Linked DNA regions of Homo sapiens: all the other regions are linked to region 2. The links are chromatin contacts, found by Hi-C in ENCODE. All regions are on one chromosome and are shown on one strand. The core of a region is the stretch at or near the end of the contact, and the rest is flanking DNA. Distances in the headings are between cores, read along the strand shown.

Region 1 (3,655 bases), core at 827-3,326, 1.9 Mb before region 2:
AAAGTATCACATAACATATAAACAGCAGGAACTATCTTATCTGGGCCCCATATTTCAGGAGCCTCTCTATTGACTACTGTTAGGTATAACTCCTCCATATTTGTCTATTCATTCAAGTAAACACACTTACTGAGGGCCTACTATGTGGCAAGCAACTGGACAACAAAGATAAGATGAAAATATTTTACCAGCCTAATTAAAAAAACAGCTAAAATAAAAATGATATGTGCTATAAATAGAAATATCAAATAAGTGTTATGGAAGCTTGCAGAGAAGAGAATGCCAAGAAAAGCTTCCCAGAAGAGGGTGATGCCTGAACTGAGAAAATGTCACGGAAAACATACCCTGTTCACGCTTTACTATTTAGACTACGGTTCTCTTCTGCACTACTAGTTCTGAGTTTATGCTTTGTCATCTATACAAGAACAAAGTAACAATCTTACTGATGTGTACAGAACCAAGTGTCAACTAATTCAATTTCATCAAATCTGAAGAGTCAAAAAGAATAATTTTACCCAAGTATTTCCCAGTACCTTTATCCTGTCCAACCTCTAGTTTTGGTTTTTAAATACCCTAACTTCCTCCACCAGGTAAACATACTGTAACCCAGTTAACTCGAGTTTCTTTTCGAATTTGTAAGACCGTCACAGGGAATGATCACTGCTCTCTTTTTGCTCTTTATTCCAGTTAGCTTCTTCCTCCAAAACGGAGTTTTATTTCCTCACCTTATTCTACTATAATACTTCACTTTGAATTCTGTACCTGAAAGGAGCCATGAGTTCCGAGGTACAACTACTACAAACGGACTCCTACCTGGCTTTCTAAGTCTTATCAATATTTCCTGCTTTCTATTCCAGTACTGTTATAAATCCCTAACTGACTCCGAGTCCTCATCAGCTGACACAAGTCAAAAAATTCAGATTTAGAAAGGGAAACAATGGCTTGTAGTTTTACCGATTTGTTTCCGATACATAACAACGCTGACGTTCTTTAACCATCTTCTAAGTTTAGTTCTCAAGCTCTAGGTTAGGGTACCACTAACGAAGCTTCCACCTTACCCGTGAACAGAGCTGGTAGCAACTAAACGGAAAACGCTGTGAAGACTACATCTACGTTTAGCTACCTAATGTCCATGCCGCACCGACCTCCTAAAGGGAATTCTTAATAATGGGAGACTGAAATATCCAGGGAGGGTGAGGTAGTAGAAAACTGTTTAGACTGTCAAAAATCTGGCATTGGCTAATCCTGCCTGTTACTCCGGGCCTCGGTTTCCCCATCTACAAAACTGATGTAAGGTAGGGGGATTGACTTAAACAATTTCTAAAGTCCTTATGGCTATAGTAATCCAGAAACTCAATCTGTCTCCTCATCTGGCTTTACACTGAACACGTGGGAAAATAGAAAAGAACCTTTTGCTCCACCGAACCGACTCCTATTCTCAGATATTATCTTAAAAATCTCCCAAACTTCGGACTCACCCTAATCCTCGGGGTGCCCACTTCCCTTATGGAGAAGCCAAGGCAAATAAAGCCCAGTCCCACATGACGGTCAAGGAAGTGCGGGGCAGACCGTATTCAGGGTTTCAAGGCGCTGACCCCGGAAAGGCCAGCCCACCGTGGGGTCCTTACACCACTGAATGAATGAGTACAACCAGACAGACACCCACTCGCGTGGGCAGCAACTGGAGACCTCCAGGCCTAGACCCCACTGATGTCCATTCTCTCCCAGGGCCTCCAAAGCCGGGCCTCCCGGGCTCCGGGCCCCCGGGTCCTCAGCACCGCCCCTCTCTCAGGCCAGAAGGTGCGCGCAGCGGCGCTAGACTTCGAAGCGGAGAGGCCCTGAGACGCCCCGCGCGTCCGCCCGCCCGGAAGGGGGGAGAAACCTGCCGGTCTCGGCCGCTGCAGCTCGGGCTCCCGACTTACCGCGGTTCGGTGGGGAAGGGGAAGTGTCAGGAGTCCCCTGCTGCCACCCGCCGCTCACAGAGCAGCGCGCGGCCCCCACGAAACCGTCGCCGCCGCCGCTACCACCCCTGCCACCGACCGCCGCTTCGGGCGCAGCGCGCAGAGGGCCCGACTGCGTCACACGCCGCCCGGCGTCAGAGGCTCGTTGCGGACGCTCCGCCCTCGCCGTCCGCGAATTGGTGGACGCGGCCGCCACTCTGGGTCGACCCTGTTATTCATTGGGCAACGCGTCTTTTGAAACCGAACTGAAGGGGGAAGGGGCGAGAGGGAAGAGGAGGGGCAGAAGGAGTTCGGGGAGGCACAGGGTAGGAGCGGTGAGAGGGCCGTGGAGTCCCGCCCCTCGCCGCCGCGGTTGGCGGGAGCGTGTCGTGACGTCACACAGGGCCTCTCGAAGTGGGCTTGTGAATGGCTAGATTGGGAAGCACCGGCGGGGTGTCGGGAAGGGTGGTGACGCAACATAGAGACTCCGCCCCCTTCCTTGGAGCGCCGCGACTCGGGCTGAGGGAGCTCGGGCCAATCAGAGGGACGGCCCCAGAATGGCATGGTAACTATTCGACCCTTTCCTTGCCCCGGTCCGCCGGCGCTGCTGGGAAGGCTTCCTAGTCTCTCTGCCCGCACTTCCCGCCCAGACCACGTGCGGAGCCTGAGGGCCCTCTTGGAAGGTCTGTCTGTCCAAAGAGTTTGCCCGAGGCTTCTTCAGGGCCCTAAATCCTGACCCTATTCTCTCCTGACCCATGCTCGCCCCAGCACTTTCTTTCCCTCCCTGAATTTCTAGGATGGACATTAGGAGCATTAGAGATGCCCTAAGGGACTGGCCCACCAAAGGGCCTGGTACAAATGAGGATTGTTGGAACGTCTTTCCCAGCTGCACGTGGAGAACCCCTAATTCTTTTTTTTTCTTTTTCTTTTGAGATGAAGTCTCGCGTTGTCGCCTAGGGTGGAGTGCATTGGCGCAATCTCGGCTCACTGCAACCTCTGCCTCCCGGGTTCAAGCGATTCTCCCGCCTTAGCCTCCCAAGTAGCTGGGATTACAGGCGTCCGCCACCAGGCCCAGCTAATTTTTGTATTTATAGTAGAGACGGGGATTTCACTGTGTTGGTCAGGCTGGTCTCGAACTCCTGATCTCAAGTGATCCACCCGCCTCGGCCTCCCAAAGTGCTGGGATTACAGACGTGAGCCACCTCGCCCATGAACTAATTTTTTTTTTTTTTTTTGAGATGGAGTCTTGCTCTGTCTCCTCTTTCTCCCAGGCTGGAGTGCAGTGGCACGATCTCGGCTCACTGCAATCTCCGCCTCCCAGGTACAAGAGAGTCTCCTGTCGTAGCCTCCCGAGTAGCTGGGATTACAGGCACTCGCCGCCGCGCCCAGCTGATTTTGTATTTTTAGTAGAGATGGGGTTTCACCATGTTGGCCAGGCTGGTCTCGAACTCCGGAACTCAGGTGATCCGCCCGCCTCGGCCTCCCACAGTGCTGGCCTTACAGGCGTGAGCCACCGCGCCCAGCCGAACCCCTACTTATTCTTAAAGGACGGGTATTTCAAATGTTCCCATCTTCTCAGTGATACATTTGCCAAGCTTTCACAGCGAGTTGAGCTAATGCTTGGGCAGGCCTCTGTTAAAGCCTTGTCACTTTGTATCCTATTATTTACCCTCGGTTTTCTGTGCCTTGGGCTCTTCTTGGAAGTCCTTCTGGGG
Region 2 (3,779 bases), core at 449-2,948:
TGGTGGGGACTTGCAGAACCTTTATGTTTAGCTAAGGGATTGTAAATGCACCAATCAGCACCCTGTGTCTAGCTCAGGGTTTGTGAATGCACCAATCGACACTCTATATCTAGCTACTCTGGTGGGGACTTGGAGAAACTTTATGTCTAGCGAAGGGATTGTAAATACACCAATCGGCACTCTGTATCTAGCTCAAGGTTTGTAAACACACCAATCAGCACCCTGTGTCTAGCTCGGGGTTTGTGAATGCACCAATCGACACTCTGTATCTAGCTACTCTGGTGGGGATGTGGAGAATCTTTGTGTCTACACTCTGTATCTAGCTAATCTAGTGGGGACTGGAGAACTTTTGTGTCTAGCTCAGGGATTGTAAATGCACCAATCAGTGCCCTGTCAAAACAGACCACTCGGCTCTCTGTAAAATGGACCAATCAGGAGGATGTGGGTGGGGCCAGATAAGAGAATAAAAGCAGGCTGCCTGAGCCAGCAGTGGCAACCTGCGCTGGTCCCCTTCCACACTATGGACGCTTTGTTATTTTCCTCTTTGCAATAAATCTTAATACTGCTCACTCTTTGGGTCCACACTGCCTTTATGAGCTGTAACACTCACCGCGAAGGTCTGCAGCTTCCCTCCTGAGCCAGCGAGACCACGAACCCACCAGAAAGAAGAAACTCTGAACACATCCGAACATCAGAAGGAAGAAACTCCGGACATGCCGCCTTTAAGAACTGTAACACTCACTGCAAGCGTCCGCGGCTTCATTCTTGAAGTCAGTGAGACCAAGAACCCACCAATTCCGGACACAGTATGAAGACATGTGTTTATAAACAGAGGTGGCACAACTGGAGTTCCACCCTATAGGCTAACACTCCTTTCTCTCCCCGTACTCAGTTCTTTTAAAGCCAATGCTTTCCACTGTTTTGGGGGAGGGGGCTTTAGAGAAGGAGCTCTCTTACTCTCCACTCCTAGCAAGAAATAAAACCTGCTTGCCTTTTTTCCCATTATCTTTGTAACCAATATGAACTAGGGAAAGAACTCCATTTACAGTGACAATGACAGGACTACAGAACTGGACAGCTGTCACACCATGAAGGCTGATGTCACAGAGCCAGGCCAAGGTGATGAGAACTGACCTGTAGAGTTATGCAGAAACACTACATTAGTAAACTAATAGGCATTAAATCATTAGGATTCCAAGGCCCCTGTCTTTGCCCTTGTTGTTGGGAGAAGACACTGAAAGAGAGAATTCTGGCTCTCTACAGCAAAGTTCAATTAAAAAGTATAGAGTAGGGAGGGGATGGGGAGAGAGTCAGCATGGAAAAATAACCAGCCTTCGGGAAACAAAGCCCTTCACTTTAAAGCTCTCCCTTCTTTCAAATCTGCCTGCCCGCCAGGCGGCTCTGTTCCCCTCAGTCAGCTCTGGCAGCAAGAAGTCTGTGAACTGTGTCTTTTCCCCACCCCCGCACAGCTTTTCAGATAAGTTAAACTCACCAAGGTAAATACAGTTTTGTCCCAAAGACTTCCTACTTCTGCCCTCCACAAAATCACTCAATACACCTTCAGACACCAGTGCAGAAGTGGTGATTCTGGGGAGAAGAGTGAAGACAGGCCAGGGAAGACGTGGTTAGGATTCACTCACCAATCCACGGGCCTGATCTGCACAAAGGAATTTTCCTAGAGGAACCGCAGGAAATTCTTGCTCACACTCAGGGCAGGAAAGTGAAAGATAAACTATGGGCCAATGGCATTTCTCCACGTAGGGCCTGGTGAGTCCCGCCCTCTGAATGAATCAGCCGGGCCGTGTAGCTGTGCTGTTCACAGGAGGAGCCGTGGGAACTAGAGGCATTCCCACTCAATCTCCCTTTTCTCTTGAGTCTCAGGATCTTGTTATCATGCCACTTCTTCTGACATAGTTTCAGATTAACCCAGCCAAGTATTAAAAATTAGAAAAGGTGCCCTTTTTCGAAATTCTTCCAATGTGCTCCTCTTGCTCCTGATCTCACAGCTGAGTTCTGCTTCTGGGTGACAGATATGGCCCAAAGAGAAGGAAGAACAAAGTTAATGATTTTTAGAGAATTGCAGTAGATTTCTGGTCTGGACTTAAAAATCTTATAGGACCTATGAACAGAAAAGGAGCTGCAGGTAGGAGAGATGTCATATTATTAAGACTCCGAAACCCAGAGAGGACAGGATGCTAGAAATTTATCTGGAGAGGGCCGGGCGCGGTGGCTCACGCCTGTAATGCCAGCACTTTGGGAGGCTGAGGCGGGCGGATCACAACGTCAGGAGATCGAGACCATCCTGGCTAACACGGTGAAAACCCATCTCTAATAAAATAAAATAAAATAAAATAAAATAAAAAATTAGCCGGGCATGGTGGCGGGTGCCTGTGGTCCCAGCTATTCCGGAGGCTGAGGCAGCAAAATGGCGTGAACCCGGGAGGCGGAGCTTGCAGTGAGCAGAGATCGCGCCACTGCACTCCAGCCTGGGCGACAGAGTGAGACTCCGTCTCAAAAAAAAAAAAAAAAAAAAAAAAAAAAAGAAGTTTATCTGGAGAGCGATAAAGAAATACCACATTATTTCTTTCAACTATTCACTTTCAAAGAACTCTCCAACTTCCCGCTGTTGTCTTTTCCAAAGTATCTATTGCATCCCTGAGCAGGGCCAGGCCTTCCTCTCTCTTCTCTTCTGGTTACTATGCAAAACTGGTCCAAAAGGCTGAACTGTGGTCCATGTACCATAGCCTCCCTTCTAAGCTTTCCCTTACTGGAACATCTCAGGAAGTCCACACTGGAACTAGGATCATTGGTAGAGAGGAGTATTTAGTTTGAAAATGAAAATGCCTCAGGAGAAGGCAATGGGGAGCACTGCAGTGGGCAGCCTGTTATCACTTAATTCCATCATCAGTAACCTCATACCCCCTCCACACTGTACCCCCGCAGCTTTCTGTTTCATGAAATCAGGTAGGGGGCTTTTGCATTTTGTTCTTTATTGTCTCAGATTTACTAGAATATGGTGTATATAAGGAGTAATATTTAAATAGATATGAAGATATATAGCTATTAATCTAATTTTAATTGAATATCTTGATGTCACATTTCTGTTCTATTCTTGCTGTAAAGATAACTGCTGTGTCACCTAGTTTAATTCAAATATTCTTCTGGCATTAGTAATAATTATGTGGCAGTAATAATTATAGTAATAATTATAATAATTAGTATTATTAATAATTACAATTATTAATAGTTACAATTATAATTAATATTACTAATTGTTATTTAGTAATAATTATGTGGCATTAGTAATAATTATGTAATGATTACATTTGCAGTGGCTCACACCTGTAATCCTCGCACTTCGGGAGACCAAGGCGGGTGGATCACTTGAGGTCAGGAATTTGAGACCAGCCTGACCAACATGGTGAAACCTCATCTCTACGAAAAATACAAAAATTAGCCAGGTGTAATGGCAGATGCCTGTAATCCCAGCTACTCAGGAGGGTGAGGAAGGAGAATTGCGTGAACCCGGGAGGTGGAGGTTGAAGTGAGCCGAGATCATGCCACTGCACTCCAGCCTGGGCAATAGAGTGAGACTCTGTCTCAAAAAAAAAAAAAAAAAAAAAAAAAAAAAAAAAAAAAAAAAGTAATTATGTAAATTTTTAAACAAATTTTAAACGATTTTTTAAAATATCCTCTCTGTTTTCTTCCTAAGTATTATTCAGACTCTAACCATATTTACTCTTATTTTGCTCTTTTTCTTGAAGAGAAAAATGTTAAAT
Region 3 (3,592 bases), core at 504-3,003, 1.8 Mb before region 2:
GGGACCTTCAGGCTGTCTTCCGGCTTCTAGGCCTGGCCTCTTGGTCAAGCACCACGGGTTGGGGTGATTTTGATTTCCCACGGCCTCTCTTACAAGTCTTATTCCTGTGTCACCCTACCCTGACTGCTACAAACGGCTTCCTCCTGCCTAACCACAACCTCACTCACTGCAGGTTCCCTTCATTCTGCTGGCTTCCCTTGCTCTGGGCCCTCTCAAGGCTGAGGGCAGTTATTTTGTCTGTAAGAGATAAAGATGTAGTCACACAGACACGCGCGCGCGAACACACACACACACACACACACACACACACACACACACAGGCTTTCCATCTCTTTAATCCATCTCTAAGAGATGAAGATGTAGATACACAGACACGCGCGTGCGAACACACACGCAAACACACACACACACACACACACACACAGGCTTTCCAGCTCTTTAATCCGTCTCTATCACTGGGAGGCTGCAGACTGCCTCTCCAAGCTAGGGAGGTTTGAAAAGACTCTAGAACTCACTAAGTCTTCAACAACTGATTCCAAAGCTGGAGATAAGTGGGTGGGAGGGAAGGATACAGAGAGGGTGACAGGCTGAGGGTTCAAAAGGAATGAGGGGTGATGGAAGAAACCAGGAGGTGCATGTGTGTGGGTGCCAGAGCTGGGAAGGGAAGGGATGGGGCAGGTTGCAGAGGACCAAGACGAACATGGGGCAGGGTAGGTGAAGACAGGTCAAGGCCTAGGTATGACCGTATGTTTGGAGGAAAAGAGACTGGAAGGGATGAGAAGAGAGTGATGGCGGATTTGTGGGTAGAAACTAAAGAAGGTGTGGAGGGAGACGACAGGAGCATGTGTATAATTCAGGGACTAAGAATGAAGAGGAACACTAGGAGATGGTTCTCAATTGTCCCCAAAAGACACAACAAAAACTTGTCAGGGACTATCAGTACCTCTGAATGAGAGTCCTTCCACTTCCAGTTACAGGGCAAGACCAAGTTACTCCCAAAAGAGCAAGGCCAGGCTCTGGTCAGCTAGGAACAGCGTCTGCTCACTAAATACCTACTGCTTGGCTCCAGGTAAGGTCGGGACTCAGGAAAACAGACATACAGACAACGACTGGGGTCGGCGGGGCTCCCCCACCCAACCCGGGTCCTCCTGAGTGCAGAGGGCCTTGGGGCTGCAGACCGAGTGTGGGTCTGTATTAGCATCCATCTGACAGGGAGAGAGCTTTCGGAGGCCCCAGACACCGCCCCTCTCACCCCAAGTGTCACAACTGCCAGAGCAGAGGGAGCGCCTTTTCCAGCCCAGAAGCCCTCTCCCCTCACGCACTTCTCAACACCCCCCCCACCAACTTCTGAGGACACCCCACCTGCGTCCGATCTCCCAGCTCTGAGCTCTTCCACTTCAGAGACACTTATCTTGGAGCCCGGGACCCTCCGACCTCAGGGGTCCCTCTCGGCTCCCTAGAGGCGGTACAGCCGCCGGGAAGCCACCCTCGCCGAGCCTCCGCCGGCTCGCAGTGGCCCCGTTCCCGCCCCGCCCGGCCGGCCGCGCCCGCCCTACTTGGACTGAACCGAGAAGCTCCCGCCCGCGGCCTCCGCCAGCAAACTCATGAGCCGGCGCCCGCGCCGAGTCCTGGGCCGGCCGGGCTCTCCTCCCCCGGACCCCTACCCGCCAGCCCCGGCCGGGCCTCACCTGGTGCCCTCCCCGAGGCGGGGGAGCTGGGGGCGGCGGCAGCGGCTCCGGGCTCGAGAAGGAAGTGAGAGCGGGAGGCCGGAGGAAGTGGGGGGGGCGGGCCGGCGAGGCGGGGCGGGCCGGGGCGGGGCCCGACCAGGAAGTCCGAGGGCCGATCTCCCCCTCTCCAGCCCCGGCCCGCCCCCAGCCTCGCCCCCGGCCCAGTCCCGGGCTTGCCACGTTCCCCTCCCAGTCCGCTGCCCCTGCGGTCAGTAAGTCAGGCCTCCCAAGGTCAAGTCTCTCCGCCTCCTCCTGGCCACCCTACCCCTGGAGGCCCTACCCTGGGCGCTAGGCGTTCGTCCTCTTCCCCCCATCCCGCCCCCACCAGCCTCCGCGGGAAGATGCTGAGAAAGGCGCCCCTGGGCCTGGTCCCTTCAGTCAACCCCAGGGATAGAGTGGTGGCCGAGGCTGGGGCAGTCCCCGCCCCTGCCCTGAGCCCCGGGGGAGTGCGAGGTGGTGGTGATTCAGCAGTGGGAAGGCCCCAGACCCCTGGGGAGGGTGGGGAGACTCGGGGGGAAGAGGAGCTGGCGTCAGCACCCAAGGGAAAGACAAGATCAGCAGAGGCGCAGGCGGAGCCGCGGGCCCCAAAAACAGGATGTCGAGTCGTCATTCAGCACCGTGCAGCCCTGCGAGGCCTGGCTCTGGGGAGGGGGCGGGGCGGACGGAGGACTTGGGGCTTCCCTCGCCCCCTCGCCCCCTGTTCTGCTGGGGCGCGCAGCTGCTTGGGGCTGAAGAGCCGCACCCAGGCCTGAGGTCCAGCTTGGGCCCCGGCGACCCGCGGGTGGGCGGGCTCATGGGCGCCCTCTGGTGCTTCGCTCCCTGGCTTTGCGCTCGGAGCTTTGACTTGAGAATCCATATCCTTCGTTCAGCACAAAGTTTCTGAGCGCCTACCACGTGGAGAGAGCTAAGTGCTAGGTGCTGTGAAGAAACACAGCGTTTAAGACAGGATCCCTGTCTTCCAGAAGCTTTTCAAATAAACGGATTGATTCCAGGAATAAATAGCTTAACCTTTCTGAGCCTCAAATCTGTCTTTGGTAAAATAGAATAATTATATTTCACCCCGTAGTTTTGAAGATAACATGAGAATGGGTGTAAAAGACCTGTTGTCAATGCGTATCTCAAACACTAAACAAATATCTTTTAAAAATATCATACCCTAAGAGTCTGGCGCGGTGGCGTCTGCCTGTAATTACAGAGATGGTGAAACCTTGTCTCTATAAACACAAACACACACATATTTTTTGACAGTCTCACGATGTCACCCAGGCTGGGGTGCAGTGGCACGATCTCGGCTCACTGCAATCTCTGCCTCCCAGGTTCATGCAGTTATCCTGCCTCAGTCTCTCGAGTAGCTGGGGTTACAGGTGCATGTCACCACACCCGGCTAATTTTCGTATTTCTAGTAGGGACGGGGTTTCACCCTGTTGGCCACGCTGGTCTCGAACTACTGATCTCAGTTGATCCACCTGCCTTGGCCTCCCAAAGTGCTGAGATTACAGGCGTCAGCCACCACACCCAGCCTACTTATATTTTTAAAAAAATAAATAGGAACCACGTAAGTAATTTAAAACTGTCTATTAATGACATTTCAAAAAAAGTAAAAAGAAACGAAATGAATTTTAACTATATTTGACTTAGCCATAGCCAAAGTATTATCTTTTTTTTTTTTTTTTTTTTTTTTTTGGAGATGGAGTCTCGCTCTGTCACCAGGCTGGACTGCAGTGGCGCGGTCTCTGCTCACTGCAACCTCCGCCTCCTGGGTTCAAATGATTCTCCTGCCTCAGTCTCCCAAGTAGCTGGGATTACAGGCACGTGCCACCATGCCTGGCTTATATTTGTATTTTTAATGGAGATAGGATTTCACC

Evidence for each region. Hi-C counts contacts between places; a loop is a spot of excess contacts on that map. Pooled maps may share reads with other maps.
Region 1: a pooled map shows a loop between it and region 2 (11-fold over the local background). The contact joins the promoter of NUP98 here to the promoter of TRIM5 in region 2. A Hi-C loop is called at or near these places in 9 of 50 pooled maps.
Region 3: a loop to region 2 is called in a pooled map, with 9 times the contacts of the local background. The contact joins the promoter of RHOG here to the promoter of TRIM5 in region 2. A Hi-C loop is called at or near these places in 7 of 50 pooled maps.

Annotation. Positions count from the first base shown.
Region 1 is chr11:3,795,478-3,799,132 of GRCh38, forward strand. It overlaps NUP98 (nucleoporin 98 and 96 precursor), which reads right to left and starts at 2,077. Exons shown (of 33, transcript NM_016320.5): 1 at 1,923-2,077. It also overlaps a transcript of PGAP2 not described here. RefSeq lists silencers at 1,754-1,843, 1,924-2,093.
Region 2 is chr11:5,683,376-5,687,154 of GRCh38, forward strand. It overlaps TRIM5 (tripartite motif containing 5), which reads right to left and starts at 1,699. Exons shown (of 8, transcript NM_033034.3): 1 at 1,493-1,699. RefSeq lists an enhancer at 1,457-1,706.
Region 3 is chr11:3,839,206-3,842,797 of GRCh38, forward strand. RHOG (ras homolog family member G) reads right to left here and starts at 1,754. Exons shown (of 2, transcript NM_001665.4): 1 at 1,689-1,754. RefSeq lists an enhancer at 1-94 and silencers at 1,495-1,884, 1,935-1,984, 2,335-2,604, 2,645-2,694.